Regions from separate parts of the Mus musculus genome. Here region 2 is linked to region 1. Evidence: chromatin loops called from intact Hi-C (ENCODE). Cell type or tissue: heart. All regions are shown on one strand.

The links. Peaks named below come from ENCODE experiments on the same cell type or tissue, not always from the same donor. Only the 100,000 strongest peaks of a DNase experiment are listed, where the experiment ranks them.
Region 2: it touches region 1 in a loop (2.2-fold over the local background); 2 of 42 quality-filtered maps call a loop at or near these places.

The regions. Positions count from the first base shown.
Region 1 is chr14:76,108,575-76,113,574 of GRCm38, reverse strand. Gpalpp1 (GPALPP motifs containing 1) reads left to right here and starts at 2,760. Exons shown (of 8, transcript NM_026177.3): 1 at 2,760-2,958. The coding sequence starts at 2,871. It overlaps Nufip1 (nuclear fragile X mental retardation protein interacting protein 1), which reads right to left and starts at 2,684. Exons shown (of 10, transcript NM_013745.5): 1 at 2,249-2,684; 2 at 1,578-1,651. The coding sequence starts at 2,642. In heart, a CTCF peak has its summit at 2,537; a DNase peak (open chromatin) is centred at 2,724; H3K4me3 peaks cover 2,426 bases; H3K27ac peaks cover 1,696 bases.
Region 2 is chr14:76,009,002-76,014,001 of GRCm38, reverse strand. It overlaps Gtf2f2 (general transcription factor IIF, polypeptide 2), which reads left to right and starts at 3,137. Exons shown (of 8, transcript NM_026816.3): 1 at 3,137-3,322. The coding sequence starts at 3,257. Gm36429 (a long non-coding RNA gene) reads right to left here and starts at 3,256. Exons shown (of 2, transcript XR_383601.2): 1 at 2,919-3,256; 2 at 1,890-2,092. In heart, no CTCF peak of the experiment used is centred here; a DNase peak (open chromatin) is centred at 3,061; H3K4me3 peaks cover 2,348 bases; H3K27ac peaks cover 1,193 bases.

The DNA.
Region 1 (5,000 bases):
AAAAAAAGGTTGCCCAGTCAGAGAGAGGCCTCAGCGGGTAAAAGCACCTGCTGCCAAGCCTTAGGACCTGAGTTCAATTCCCCGGGACCCACATGGTAGGCTAACTGACACCTGCAAGGTATTTTCTTAACTCCACACATACACACCCATTCCCAACAGAAATAAATGTAAAATAAGAAAAAGGCTTTCATAACAATGACAAATACCCAGTATTGAAAAGATGAAAACCTTACAACCAGAACAAAAACATTAATAACACAATATATCCTGTCTGAATTTAAGACATGCACACAACTTGGGTAAATATAAACTCTCCTAAATTAGAAACATTAGATTATAGCTTGAATTTAACAAGAAAAAAAAAAAAAAGGAAGGGGGGCGCTCTGCTTTTATTTCACAGATTCTTCTACACTAAAAAGCAGCCAAGATTGCTGGGCATGGGGGCTCACACCTTTAATCCCAGCACTAGAAGGGAGGTAGAAGCAGGCTGAATCTGATCTACTAATTGAATCTAAGACAGCCAGGGATCTGTTAAACAGAGAAATCCTGTCTCAAAAAACAGCAAGATGCCGGGCGTGGTGGCGCATGCCTTTAATCCCAGCACTCGGAAGGCAGAGGCAGGTGGATTTCTGAGTTCGAGGCCAGCCTGGTCTACAAAGTGAGCTCCAGGACAGCCAGGGCTATACAGAGAAACCCTGCCTCGAAAAAACAAACAAACAAACAAACAAAAAAAACAAAAAACAAAAAAAAACAAAAACCAAAAAACAGCAAGATTATGAAAAATAAAAGATTTGTTATTACAATTTGGCTTGGCTTCCAACTCAGTTAAGAAAAACTTGGGATTCCCAGTCTTCTCCTAAAGTTCCAGCTGTCAGTCCCAATCTTCATAGTTTTTTGAACTAGTGGTTCTCAAACTTCCTAATGTTGTAACCCTTTAATACATTCCTCATGTTCTGGTGACCCCCCCAACCCTAAAATTACTTTCGCTGCTACTTTATAACTGTAATTCTGCTGCCGTCACGAACTGTAACGTAAACATCTGGTATGCAGCATATCTGATCCGCAATCCCTGTGAACGGGTTCTTCAACCCCTAGGTTTTAAATAAACTTCACTGGTTTTAACACTCACATTTATTTGTAAGCATAACCCCTACTAAGTCTGTACCAAGACAGTTGTTTGTTTTTTGTTTTGTTTTGTTTTTTGTTTTGTTTTGTTTTTTCGAGACAGGGTTTCTCTGTGCAGCCCTGGCTGTCCTGGAACTCACTTTGTAGACCAGGCTGGCCTCGAACTCAGAAATCCACCTGCCTCTGCCTCCCGAGTGCTGGGATTAAAGGTGTGAGCCACCACCGCCTGGCACCAAGACGGTTTTAATGTTCTTTCTTTTCCTATAATTTCATCATTTATTTTTCAATACTATTTTGTTTCAACATTTTACTTATAATTAAGTTCCTTAAACATACTACCCAAGTAAAGCTCTCCATGTCCACCACAGATGTGAAACACTGACAGTTACAACTTAATATATAGAGCAGTAACATTCAAGTTCAAAAGGCCACATTTATCATCTTGGAATTACCTTCGTTTTCTGTTTTCTGTTTTGAGGCAAATTGAATTTTGCATCATGTGATCGTGGAAAATAAGAATGTGTAACTAAAAAAGAAAAGAGGGTTTCATTTAAGATTGCAAAGGTACAATTGTTTATTGATCATTTTTTTCTTAGATTAAAAACAAAAACTGTGTAGGTAGCATGGAGTGCAGGTACTCTTGGAGGCCAGAAGAAAGCTATCGGCTCCTCTGAGGCTGGAGTTACAGGCAGTTGAGAGCCCAGTGTGGATGTTGAGAACCGAGCTTTGGTCCTCTGCAAGAGCAATAGAGTCTCATCGCCAACCCATTTCTCCACCTCCCCCCCAATCAATCCTTTTCTAATGCATACATACAATCATTACTTCCTAATACCTAGTTTTATCTCCTGTATCGCGTCTTCCTACACTGAGGGGATAGGAAGCTCTCAAAAGGTATGGATTTTTGTATGTTTTGTTTACTGCTATGCAAGTAGTCCCCAGTTTTATAGTTGGGTTAAATTAATAAAATTTTGGATGAGCAGGTGGCAGGAAACCTAGTGAGACACATTTTGAATACTCATTACCAGCCTCCAAAACTACAGCGCAAAGCTGAGAGATAAAAAGAGAAAGCTGGGAGAGGAAAGAAAGAGAAAGTAAAGTAGGGCCACTAGGAACTGCAGCTTACCCGGAGATTGGTAAGACGTGTGGTACGTGGAAAAACCATTAGGAGACAATCCCCAGTACCAAGGCGTGGAGGCTTGCAAATTCCAGGCCTGCTGGCCGCTGAACTGAGATTGAGCATCGGGCGGAGCCTGGGCATCGAAAGGAGGCTGCGCCGCGGGAAGAATCTGAGCATCGAACGGTGGAAGCGCTCCGGAGGGAGGCTGGGGCAGCACGTGAGGCTGTCCCTTCCGGCTCTGCTCCGAGCCCGCCACTGGGGACGACAGAGGAGGTGGTGGCGGCGGCAGCATGGCCCAGTACACCCAGTTGTCCCGCGGCGGCGCAGCTTCGCTCGGAGTCCCGGGCGCGGGAGTCAGATCCGGGGCCGAAGGCCACACGGCGGGTGCCGGTTCAGCCATGCCACCTAGCAAGCAGCGAGCCCAAAGTGCAACTGTGGAACTATCATTAAGCGTCACTTCCGTTACAGTAATCTGGCCAATGAGCCCATCGCGGGCTTACGTCATCAGACAAAGCCGGAAAAACCTTCGGGCCTTGCAGCAAATCCTGGTCTACACCGTCCAGCCTGGGTTTAGCTAAACTGCGTGTGCAGGTTGGCTTGGGCTTTGAGCGACTGTGCGTCGCAGCGAATGGCTAGGGACCTGATCGGGCCGGCACTGCCGCCAGGCTTCAAGGAGCACGCGACAGTTGAGGACGAGGAACGGGACCCGAGCCCGGGTAAGCAGCAGCGGGCGTCTGCACTCCCGGGAAGGACTGGCGACCACCGTGGAGTGGGCGCGGTCCGCCCTGGGGGAAAAGCTGGGCAACGCCTGAGTGTTTGGGACCCGATCATCGTTAAAATGACTATACAGTCCCAATTTGCTATTATTACGAATAGGACTGTGCTAACTGATCAATCTTCGTCCGGTCGTCTGTTTAACCCTTCCATCAACTGTATAAGAAAAGATGATGGATGGTGCATGTGTTACAAATGATGACAGCGGCTGATGAATCGGTGCCTAAGACACGCAGCTAGTCCGTGATGAAGCCCAAGTTAGAACCTAGTATCTCTATATCTTCAGATTTACAAGACTCTTGCCAAAGATCCTGTGCCTCTCTCCTCCCCGGCCTGACTTCCCGACCTCATTCTATCATTCCATCTTACACAGCAGCCCAGTGCCCACACAGTTCGAGTTTATGCTTTGACGATAGACTTTTGGGGGTGCTATGGTTGTACTTAAATGCCTGACAAAACGTCCTTCATATACCAGTTTAAGCGTCACCTTCCCGAGCATTGTCACGTCTTCCTCCGGGTTTTCCTCTCCCCAGTTACGCTAATATTTAACACATTCTGTTCAACTAATTTGTGGATATCTCAGTCTCCACCAATTCACTGTGTCTTGCAACCTTAACATGCATCTATGCCACATCAATACCTCGCACACTCTTTCATGCTTTTCCGGCTTTAGTGTTTGTTCCAGTTTGAAGGCCGGCGCTGACTCTACTTGGGAAAGAACAAAACTGACAGAATGTTGATCTGACTTTGTTTTTCTGGCTACCCAGAGACTATGTCTCCGGCAGATTCTTCCTTCCAGATCTTATTTCTAGTGCCGTTATTTTTAAAAATTCCCTTTATTCTTTGTTTTAGGAAGGAAATTTCTACCCAGTTAGGTTGAAGAAGTATGAGTGAATTCAATTTGGTAAATCCCCTGCAATTTCTTTACCTATTGTACAGGTAACAGACATTTGGGTAGATTCTGGTTTTGTTTTTGTTTTTAACTCTTACAAAGAGTGCCACTATGCACTGTGTATGTGTGTGCATGTGTATCTATCTGTCTGTCCGTCTATCTATCTCCTCTGTTATACACCCTCAGTTTCAGAATCCTACCAGTTTACCAAAGCCCTCAGTGAGTATAGGAGTTCTGATTGTTCCATGTTCTCCCTAATCATTTTCCTCTGTCTTTTCAATCTGGTGTTTTGAAGCCATATTTTGTAGTAATTTAAACTTGTATTTTCTTGTGAGAAATTAAATTGAACACTTTTCTAATTTTTTATTATCTTTTTACCACTGTGCTCTGATAGTCTTTTGCTTATTTCTTATTGAAATTTCTTTTGTCTTCTTGATCTGTAGTTTGTAAAATTGGCATACACAGCATTAGGTTCCATTATTTATATTCATGTGTTTGTGTGTGGGTATGTGCGTGTGAATGCAAGTACCTGAAGAGAACAGGAGTTGTGTGGACCCTTGAAACTGGAGTTACAGGCAGTTGGGAGCCTCCAGATGTGGGTGCTGAGATCTGAACTTGGGGCCTCTGCAGTGTACACTCTTAACTGCTGCCTGAGCCATCCTTAAGACCGAATTATGTCATTTTTTAAACAAAACTTTTTGTTAATTCTTCTTCCCACCCCCTCTTATCTCTTTTAGCCTTCAGGCATCTCCCATAACCTCCTTTCCCCTTCTGTGTCTCATGTGTGTCCCCTATTCTTCAATACCTCTTTTAACCCCCTCATAATCTCTTTTCTAGTTTCATAGCTTATATCCGTACTCAGCCCACTTAATATGCACTTGTATGAACATCAGAGAGGACTGTGTATTTGCCTTTCTGAAACTGGGTCACCTCACTATAGAACACTTTCCAGTTATATCCACTTTTCTAGAACTTTTGTGACTTCATTTTTATTTACAGCTGAGTAAAATCCCACTGTGTATTTTACACCATATTTCTGCTATCCATTTATCTGTTGATGGACATTTAGACTGGCTTCATTTCCTTCCTCTG
Region 2 (5,000 bases), 100 kb after region 1:
GTGGCCAAGGCAACTTACAGGAGAAAAGGTTGACTTAGGGTTTCCATTTGGATAAGTAATAACCCACTTCCTGGTACCAAGTCTGTAGTAGTTACTTTCCCATGGCTGTGATAAAACACCATGATCAAAGACACTTATTGAAGAATGACTTTCTTTTGGGCTTACAGTTCCAGAGACCGTAATGGTGGGAGCAGATAGCAGCCAGGTGACTGAAACTGGAAGTTGAGAACTGAGGGCTCACAACTTCAGACTGCAAGCCGGAAGCTGAAAGAGTACACTCAAAATCATGTGAGATTTTGAAACCTCGAAGCCTGACCCAAGGGACATACTTACTTCAGCATTGCTAAACTTTCTAAGCTTCTCCAAACATCCACAAACTGGGGACCAAGCATCAAATGCATGGTCTGTAAACATAACTTTTATTCTCCTGTTGTAATTGCTGTCTGGGCGGCTTACTGCCTCCATCTGCTAGCCTAGGTCTAGGGAGCCTCTGGCCTCCATACAATCTTACCTGGGCCTAGAGTGTTTTCAGCCTTTGAGACTTGCTGCTGGGTGAGATCACCCTTTCTAGTTTTTTTCTGAGCCCTGACTGGCTGGTTCAACTCCGATGTTCTGGCTCAAAACTACTCTCCCAGCTGACTGATTCAATCTGGCTTTTCTCTTGGCCTCTAATTGATCTGTTTTGCTTCAAAATATCTCTAGAAATCTTTTCTAATCTTCTGGCTCCTTCTCATTCTCTTGCTTGTTGTGTCTTTACCTGTGTCCAGCCTGTTCTCTCTTCAATCTGTCTCTGTAAAAACTCTCCTGGTAACACTGCCTCCTTCTCCCTCTCTCTGCTCCACTCTCCCTCCCGACTCTACTTACTGCTCTCACGAGCTCCACTGTATCCTGTACTGTACTCTCTTCTTCCTGAGCTGCCTGTCTCTCCCTGAAGTAGCTTCCCTCTCCTCTCTCTCCCTGTGAGAGTTGGCTATATCCTATTCTGTCAGACCATTCTCTGACTCATCACCTTGTCTGCCACCCATTTAGACATCACTTCCAAGCATGGCTACTTCCTCCACCAAATTAACTTTACCTTCATTGTTTGAGATTAAAGGTGAATCTAAGGGTTTGCCTGTATTCCAGCCAGAGGGATTACAGGTGCATACTAAGGGCTGAGCCACACCACAACTAGAAACAGGTTCAAATATCCTGTAACAGTGGTCTATGAGGAGATATCTTATCTAAACCATTATATCTCTGAGCCATTATAGCCATGAGCTTTGTTAAGTTGGACGGTTTACCTGTGTATGTTCAATGTAAATACTTTATCTTTAAAGCCATTCCTGGGGTGTGCCAGGCTCCTTTGTGTTCTTCTCACATATACTTGAACCAAGACTAAAGCACTTCTCATAGGCTCACCTTTTAACACTTTAGGCCTGTTTCCAAGCTGTTATAAGAGAATGCAACTTTTCTTTCCAATGAGTGCCTGGTCTTTTCCATCACATTAGTTTTGCCAGCAGATCTCAGAGACCTGACAGTTTTCCCAGCCCTTATGCTGCACAGATATAGACTCTCTGCAGTTTTGTGCATAGCTCTGGTGTGTGATTCAATAAATTACTTGCCATTCTTCCAATACCTTACTGCTTGTTTCTCTTCAGCAAATGTTCATTCAACCAAAGCCTACTGACATCCCACAGTATGTCAAACACTGTGCTGGGTGCTGTGCATATAAAATGAATAAAACACTATTTTGTATTTGTCCATTCTGCTTCAGCAAATCTGGGGCAAAAACAGTACTTTTGTCTAGGAGTTCAGTCAGTAGTGTAGAAAACAAAGATAAACACGCCTCTCATGGTACAGCGTTAAGCATCACACACTATCATATGGGGAAACAGAACTTTATCTAGGGGGACTCTCTTTTCTGTGTGGTCTTTATTTCATTTCCACTTGTCTGTGTTTATAAGTAGAAGTTTGCCAAAGGACAGGGCCAGTGTAAAGATCAGGGAAAGCAGGGCATCTAAGGCACAGGAATTGGTTTGAAAGAGGCTCTGAAATGGTAAGAGGAAGGTCCTGGAGTCTTCAAGCAGGTGGATGGGCTTGGTGTGGAATCCTGTGTGGAACAGAGAGTATAGGAAGGATCAAACCCAAAGGACTCAGTTGAAGCACAGGGTAGAATTTCATTCCAAAGGCAAGTGGGGGAGGAAATTACCAAATGAAGACTCAGGAGCTAGAAGCTGCGGTGAAAGCCTGCTAACTCTGAGAGGCAGAAAAAGTACTCAGCTGACCTTCCCACTCCACCGACTTCTCAGAAGGAAAAGCCCCTTCTCCTTCATGCACTCTTAAATACCCTTCACCTCAAACTCTCTCCTTTCTCTTGCTCATGTTCACTCTCTTGTCAGCTGGCTACTTGCTCTGCCGCCTGATCTAGGGTTGACTTTATTTAGCTCTTGGATTAATGTGCGCGCTAGGTAGGGGTGAGCCAGGCTACCTATACTTGTTTACAGTAAACAGAAAGTTCTAGGATCAAAGGCTGAGCCACAGTTATTAACAGATTCTTCCAGTTCACAATCTCAGGGCTCATAATGTGATCCAATATCCTGCAACCGGAAACTGTTTAAGCAGGGCAGTTGGATAATCAGATCTGTTTCTTACATGGTGGGTCTTACCAACTCAATTAGATGGCATTCAGGTTTCGGCGTCTGAAAGAGTGTATGCTGCTTGCACGGTGTGAATTGATTTTTATGCCTCGAAAAGGCATGTGTCCAGCATACTCACTTGTACTCTAGTGCCCACTTGTGCCAATGTTAATTGGGCCAAGAAAGTGACTTTTTTTACCCCCAAGTCTGTCCTTAAAATGCCTAGCTTCTTTATCTAGGGTTGGGTATAAATACACACAGCTTTTGTCTGTCTAAACCTTAATCTTTCCACTTTGTCACCTTTGCTGTAAACGCACGGTTCAGGATTAGGCTCTTCCTTTCCCAGCACTCGAATCCCAAGATTGCACGTTGCCGGGAGTCACGCCCATCTAGGAAATTGCCGGAGCAGGAAGTTTGTCCCTCTCGGCGCGCTGTCCTGACGTAGTCGTGCGCAGGCGCAGTTCTTCATTCGGCGGCGTGTTCTTCTCATCTAAGTTCCTGGTTCCCGGGCTGTGTGCGACGCCGGCTTTTCGCGGTCTACTTACTCCCTTGGCCGGCTCTGGACTGTCGCTCTCTGCCTTTCAGCGCCGGGACCACTGCTTGTGCGCGCACTGCACGCCTCCTCACGCGACAAGCTCATGGCGGAGCGCGGGGAACTCGATCTGACGGGCGCCAAACAGAACACCGGCGTGTGGCTGGTCAAGGTGAGTGAGACGCGAGCCCCGCGGGGCGCTTCCGAAAGTTCTGGGTCCGTCTTGCTCGGGCCACCGCTGTTCTGAGAAGCGGGTCGCTGTTGCGTCCGTTTGCAGGTTGGAGAAGTTACTTTAGGGGACACAGGGCGTCTTTCAGGCCGTCTCTCAATTTCATCCGCCCACCATGGAACTAACTCTCTTTACCGCCAAGACCTGGCCTTCCTGGAGTCCTGACCCGGTGGTCCCCGAGTGGGCAGTACATTTACCCCAGGTCGGAAAAGTCCTTGCGGTTTTCTTTTTGGTAAGGTTAACTTTAGTTATGAACGTGTATAAATTACTTGAATAGATATTCCGTACAGTTTTCTGGACCACAAAGTGGAGCTGGTCCCTGTGTACTCTGTTGTTTTGAAACAATCTCTCTGTGTAGACTTGGCTAGCCTGGAACTCGCCATGTAGACTCCTGTCGCTTTACACGGCTAGTGTTGCCTGGGTTGGTAATTCAATTGGAGCCTTCGAAAGACCTAGAAGTTCTGAATTCAAAGAGAAGTTGTTGACTTCGTGTTTTTAAAGAGCGAGTTTAGGATTCATGAAACCAACCAGCAGTAAATGTTTTAAGTGGTCATGCGGCAGACCTCGTTTGCCCCAGTGGTCGCCATCTATTCGGGTCACTTTTTTTTATATGGGGTGGGAGGCTCTGTGGGGAATCTCATTCTGAAAAACCATATTTAAATGGGATCATGAAAGTTTCCCAAACTTGTTTTTTAAATGGTTTATCTTTGTAATGAGTGTTTTAAGTCCATGGCTGAGTTCTCATCAAGACAAAGTGTTTCTTCCTGTCCTTTTCTCTGAAACAGCTCTCGTCGTTTGCCAGCACAGCAGACTATGTTAAGTTCTTCAAACCCCTGAACAGTTTCTAGTGCTCCTTTGTACCTGTCTGTATCTATTGTTGATGCCCCTACCCCCAAGTCACTTTCTTTGCACTTTGATTAGTGTTTGGCACATATTACTTTTCCAATATGTGATGAATATAAGAAATTGAAAAGGCACACGCCTTTAATTCCAGCACTCGGGAGGGAGAGGCAGGTGAGTGAGTTCCAGGACAGCCAGAGCTATACAGAGAAACCCTGTCTCGAAAAACCAAAAAGAAAAAGAAAAGGCTGTATGTCAAAGAGACACAAACTAAAGTGGGTAGGAGTTAGTCCTGTCAGTTTCATCGGCGGGCGATTAATGAAACACACCTCTGGGTGTTTCTGGTGCTGTTTCTGGAGGCAAAGTAGGTCACAGGGCTATGATCTAATTAAGGGATTAGTTACTCTGTTGGTGGATTTATAATGTGACTTCTCTGGGAGGTAGTGAAAGGTAGTGGGGCGGGGCCTAGTTGGAAGAAGTAGATTCTGGCTGTATGTTCTTAGGGCTGCCCTGGCCCTCTCTGTATCTCCTCTATATCATGGCCACTGTGGAGTGAGCTGCAGCACTTTTCCTTGTTTTTCCCACCATGACAGATAGAAACTGAGATACCCAGTGCAAAATAAATCTTAAATTGTTTCTGTCAGATATTTGGTCACAGTGACTAAGTCTGACTAAAACAGAGAATACAGCAAAGGGTTATAAGTAACAGGAAAAACGAAAACCTATTCTCTCCTTTCCTTTCCCTTCCCTTCTCTCCCTCTCTCTTCATCTCTCCCTCTCT